Regions from separate parts of the Homo sapiens genome. Here region 1 is linked to region 2. Evidence: chromatin loops called from intact Hi-C (ENCODE). Cell type or tissue: mammary epithelial cell. All regions are shown on one strand. Each heading gives the region's core, and the rest is flanking DNA. Links, peaks and the distances in the headings are about the cores only.

Region 1 (2,924 bases), core at 329-2,828, 77 kb before region 2:
TTTTTCTTAGACTAGATTATCACATAAGTGAAGGGTTTGTATCCCTGTAGAGTTTTTATAGCTTTTAATTTATACCATACTGTCTTTCAGAGTTTTGTACCTTTTTAAATTACTACATGTATATTACATTTGCTGTGTGCCTATTGTATGCCTAAATTTGCATATATGTTAACATTAATCCAGTCGTTTCTTCAACTAATGTTAATTAAATGATCAATTGTAATCTGCTTATATTAAGTATCTTTGGGATATGACAATGAACAAAATAGCCAATGTTCCTGCTCTGTGAACCTTATGGAGGTGGTAATTTTATATAGACGTAAGTGCTGTGAGGAGAGTTCAACAAGATAATGTGGTAATGGCTGGGGGCTGTTTTTACTAGATGGTTAGGGAAGACTTATGTGAGGAGGCATGACAGAGCCAGCCAGGTATGACTTCACATGCAAACACTCATAAGATCAGAATGAGTTAGGAACATTCCAGGAACAAAGGACCATCAATATGGCTAGAAAGATATGGCCAGGAGATCAAGTGATTGGACACAAGCGGGAAAGAGAGAGAGAGGGCGAGAGAGAGGGAGAGGAGCCAGATCTTGTAGGATCTTGAAGGCCATGTTGAAGAGACTACATTTCATTTTAAATGAGTTAAGAAATCATTGGAGGAGAATTTTGAACAAGAAAGTGAGGTGATCTATTGCATGCATTTAAAATGTCATTCTGGTTCTTGTGTTGAGAATAACGTGGAGGAAAGACTAAGCAGAGAGAACATTTTGGAAACTATTGAGAAGTCTGGTGAGTCAGAATGGAAGACGGTAAGAAGAGGCCACATCTGGGACTCATATTAAAGTGAGCATTCTTCAAACTTGCTAAAATATTGAATGTAGGCATGAGAGTAAGAAAGTAATCAAGTATAAGTCTTCTGTTTCTGTGTTGAGAAATTGGGTGAAAGATCCTGCTATTTCATAAGTTGGGGAAAGCCGGGGACAAAATTTTTTTTCATTAAGGAAAGGGAAGCCGAGAGTTCCATATTGGACTTATTAAGTCTAGGACATATTAGACATTTATAATCCTTGCAAAAATCTTACAAGATTGATATTATCATCATTCCATTTTACAAGCAAGGGAATGAATATTCAGGAATGTATTAAGTCTTGTCATCCTGAGAAGTGAAACTAGAATCCTTTCTTGTGTCTTTCTAGTATCATAGTACCTGATGCTATGGTCTTGAATGTTTGTGTCACTCTGAAATGCCTATGTTGAAATCCTAACCACCAAGGTAATATATTAGGAAGTGGGAACTTTGGAAGGTGATTAAGTCATGAGGGTGGAGCATTCCATGAAAGTGATTAGTGCACTTAAAAAGGAGGCATGAGGGAGCTTGGTCGCTCTTTCCACCATATAAGGACACAGTGAAAAGACACCATCTACTAACCCGAAAGTAGATCCTCACTAGACACTGAACCTGCTGGAATCTTGATTTTGAATTTCCCAGCCTCTAGAACTGTGAGAAATAAATTCCTTTTGTTTATGAACTACCCAGTTTATAGTATTTTGTTACAATAGCCAAAACAGCCTGAAATACCTGAGGGGCTTTTAAAGTGCCCTATTGCTTCCCTATAAGGTATCCAATAGATTTTATGATCCTTCCTTGAGGGCAGAGGTTACTCAGTAGGATTCTCCATATCATTTAACATCAGCTATGTAAAACGTGTTTCTGTAAAAACAAATCATCCAAAATATTTTACAGTTTAAATCTTACATATACGCATTACATTGGAAACTTTGAAAGTGGAGTCACTTTCCTCTGACTGGAGGAGTATAGTCTTCCTAAGAGGCATCCTTCCATATCCTCAACAGAGAAGGCAAACTGGGACAGTGGGAAGAGTACCTTTCGTCTTTATACTTAAGTACCTGAGAACTGCTTTATCGTGTACCTTGGCTTCGAAGAAAAAGCTAAGCTGTTATGTTGGTAAGCAAACTAAAAGAACTAAAACAAGTAGGCAGACTTCACAAACACATAAATTACAAAATACAAGTCTGCCTTAACAATCTCCGAATCATGCGTTACAATTCATTTTTATTGAGACCATCTTAAAAGCTATGGTTTTATTAATAATTTAAGTGACTGTGATAAAGATGGTCTACGTCACTTTTTAAAAAACAGACATTTGTGTATTACTAAAAGCCTTTATGAATTATATAGTAACCTTCCTGATTCCAATAGCTAGAATCTTCCTATTCATTAGCCCCGTGAAACATTCATACTAGTCTCTGCCTAGGGAGTGATTTTTCACTGTACTCAGAGAGCTTCCATTTATATTAATGTGCATATGCATAACAAGAGTAACTCTTTAGTTCTCTTAAACTTTCTAATAGTTGCTATGTTGTACCGCAGAAATAGCCATGTTTTTATGAGTACATTTCTTATTTCAGTTGATTCAATCTGCCTTTTCTTTTTCTAAAACTATTAAGCTGGATAAAGAGCTTTGATCTTTTTCAGTATTCTGCTTGAGTGAACCTTGTATGGAGCAAAATGATGCTTGCACAACAACTACAGGGAAGACGAAGCGCATATGGCAAACAATTTTCTCAGACAACTGGGCCCTTTGATTCAGTCCAGTTCAGTGATTAAGGCAGTGATTAAGAGTGCAGGATCTGGAGTCCCACTTTCTGGGTTCAAATCCCAGATCTACCAGTTATTAGCTCTCTGAGTCTGGTCTTCATCTGCAAAGTAATCATAATAGTAGTATCTGCTTCAGAGATTGTTTGAAGATTTAACCAGTAAATACACCTTTGTTTTTCTTACAATTGTTTCTGGAGTTTGACCACAAATATGTAACATGTATTTAATTTCCATTTTACCAAGTATTTGATCTTTTTCTCCTTAAAGCAATTGTCATTCAACAGAGAAAAAAAAATCAGAGT
Region 2 (2,924 bases), core at 260-2,759:
ATCCCACTTGTCAATTTTGGATTTTGTTGCCATTGCTTTTGGTGTTTTAGACATGAAGTTCTTGCCTATGCCTATGTCCTGAATGGTATTGCCTAGGTTTTCTTCTAGGGTTTTTATGGTTTTAGGTCTAACATTTAAGTCTTTAATCCACCTCGAATTAATTTTTGTATAAGGTGTAAGGAAGGGATCCAGTTTCAGCTTTCTACACATGGCTAGCCAGTTTTCCCAGCACCATTTATTAAATAGGGAATCCTTTCCCCATTGCTTGTTTTTTTCAGGTTTGTCAAAGATCAGATGGTTGTAGATGTGTGGTATTATTTCTGAGGGTTCTGTTCTGTTCCATTGGTCTATATCTCTGTTTTGGTACCAGTACCATGCTGTTTTGGTAACTGTAGCCTTGTAGTATAGTTTGAAGTCAGGTAGCGTGATGCCTCCAGCTTTGTTCTTTTGGCTTAGGATTGTCTTCACAATGCGGGCTCTTTTTTGGTTTCATATGAACTTTAAAGTAGTTTTTTCCAATTCTGTGAAGAAAGTCTTTGGTAGCTTGATGGGGATGGCATCGAATCTATAAATTACCTTGGGCAGTATGGCCATTTTCATGCTATTGATTCTTCCTATCCATGAGCAGGGAATGTTCTTCCATTTGCCTGTATCCTCTTTTATTTCGTTGAGCAGTGGTTTGCAGTTCTCCTTGAAGAGTTCCTTCACATCCCTTGTAAGTTGGATTCCTAAGTATTATATTCTCTTTGAAGCAATTGTGAATGGGAGTTCACTCATGATTTGGCTCTCTGTCTGTTATTGGTGTATAAGAATGCTTGTGATTTTTCCACATTGATTGTGTATCCTGAGACTTTGCCTAAGTTGCTTATCAGCTTAAGGAGATTTTGGACTGAAACGATGGGGTTTTCTAAATATACAATCATGTCATCTGCAAACAGGGACAATTTGACTTCCTCTTTTCCTAATTGAATATCTTTATTTCTTTCTCCTGCCTGATTGCCCTGGCCAGAACTTCCAACACTATGTTGAATAGGAGAGGTCAGAGAGGGCATGGGTCCCACACCCACGAAGCCTCGCTCATTGCTAGCACAGCAGACTGAGATGGAACTGCAAGGCGGCAGCGAGGGTGGGGGAGGGGCGCCTGCCATTGCTGAGGCTTGAGCTGGTAAACAAAGCAGCTGGGAAGCTCGAACTGGGTGGAGCCCACCGCAGCTCAAGGAGGCCTGCCTGCCTTAGTAGACTCCACCTCTGGGGGCAGGGCATACCCGAACAAAAGACGCAGAAACCTCTGCAGACTTAAATGTCCCTATGTGACAGCTTTGAAGAGAGTAGTGGTTCTCCCAGCATGGAGTTTGAGATCTGAGAACGGACAGACTGCTTACCTTCTTATTAAAAAGATTTTGGATGCTGACCAAAAGTAATATCTGTGGTCAAGAAGGATTAGGGGAACTATCTTTATCTAGTCAGAGACCAGAGACCCTCTCTTTTATCTGGTCAGAGATCCTCCTTTTCTGCACCATTTTCTAATGGAATGTATAAAATGTGAAGCTACGTATACTTGTACTTGTTACAACAGAGAGAGCAAGTTCATCTCTGTAAATTACTAAGATAAGTAAAGGAAAGAATGTTAACTGAAACTATTAATCATGAGTTGAGAACTGAGAGAGTTCCAGAGAAGAGTTGTCATAGCACTAAGTGAAAGCCATTTATCAATGTGGAAGGCATGAGTGCAAATATGTAGGGAGGCTCTTCATATAAATAAAAAGGAAAGGATCTGCACCCTGGAGGAAGGTTCCAGCTGATATGATAAGGGGGGTGACTTCATATATCAGATCATCCATTTGAGGAGATAAAAATCTGGAATAATGTGCCCCAAGACAGACTCCCTCTTCAGAATTCTGTGAAGGTGCCTTCTTTAGAGCCACTTGGAGTTGTCTTGTTCCCTTTCGGGTTTTTTTTTTTTTTTTTCCTAAGACGAGGTCTCACTGGAGTGCAATGGCACGGTTATAGCTCACTACTGCAGCCTCCAACTCTTGAGTTCAAGCAATCCTCATACCTCAACCTCCTGAGAAGCTAGGACTACAGGTGGACACCACCATGCCTGACTAATTTTTATCATTTTTTTAGTCGAGACGAAGTCTTGCTATGTTGCCCAGGCTGGTCTCAAATACCTGGGCTCAAGCAATCCTCCTGTCTGAGCCTCCCAAAGTGCTGAGATTACAAGCATGAGCCACTGCACCTGGCCTGGCCTGTTGTCTTTAGGAATCCTTATTGTATCACCTTTCTCCCCTTCATTTCGTTCCTCTATCTTTTGTTCTTCAGAGAAACACAGGGGTGTGGGAAATAATAAGCAACCCATTAAGCAGTCATTTAAAGAAGCCAAGTTCTAATTTTTTCTAGATTCTTAAGATCATATTGGCACTATTTGTCTAACAAAGAAAGTTAATTGCAACCTTAATATAGTTTTTAAAATTACTTACTGTCTGTGATCCAAATAAAATGTAAGCAATATGAAGACAAGGATTTTATCCTTATTGTTCAATGCTTTGTGCCCAGCACCTAGAAAAATGTCTAGACGATGTGATAGGAGTTATTAAGAAATTATTTTAGGCAGATAGAGAGGAAAAGGGGTCCTTGGGAAGTTTTCATTTTTTTAAAAAGCATCTCCAGAAAAGTTTCCTGTAAAGCCCCTGCTCTTAGAGCCAGGCTGGCAACCTTTGATATGCAAAAACAGGCCATTAGAAACTGGGTCCACCCAAACATAGTGATTCCCAGGGTCTTCTTGACCTTGCCCCACATGTTCCTGGTAACATGGCCACCCCCACATATCCCCACGTGTGTAGAACATCATGGCGCCCTTCATTTGCATATTAGGGTGGGAGGGCCAGCTTTTTCATGGGTTACATGAATGACATGCCTGGTCA

Evidence for each region. Hi-C counts contacts between places; a loop is a spot of excess contacts. Peaks named below come from ENCODE experiments on the same cell type or tissue, not always from the same donor. Only the 100,000 strongest peaks of a DNase experiment are listed, where the experiment ranks them.
Region 1: it touches region 2 in a loop (2.3-fold over the local background); 3 of 110 quality-filtered maps call a loop at or near these places.

What each region holds. Positions count from the first base shown.
Region 1 is chr7:121,513,769-121,516,692 of GRCh38, reverse strand. No RefSeq gene overlaps it. Among named protein-coding and RNA genes, the nearest start is that of FAM3C, 120 kb to the right of the region's middle. In mammary epithelial cell, for the core only: no CTCF peak of the experiment used is centred there; DNase peaks (open chromatin) are centred at 472 and 1,272; H3K27ac peaks cover 880 bases.
Region 2 is chr7:121,436,878-121,439,801 of GRCh38, reverse strand. No RefSeq gene overlaps it. Among named protein-coding and RNA genes, the nearest start is that of FAM3C, 42 kb to the right of the region's middle. RefSeq lists an enhancer at 1,073-1,367. In mammary epithelial cell, for the core only: no CTCF peak of the experiment used is centred there; a DNase peak (open chromatin) is centred at 1,651; H3K27ac peaks cover 978 bases.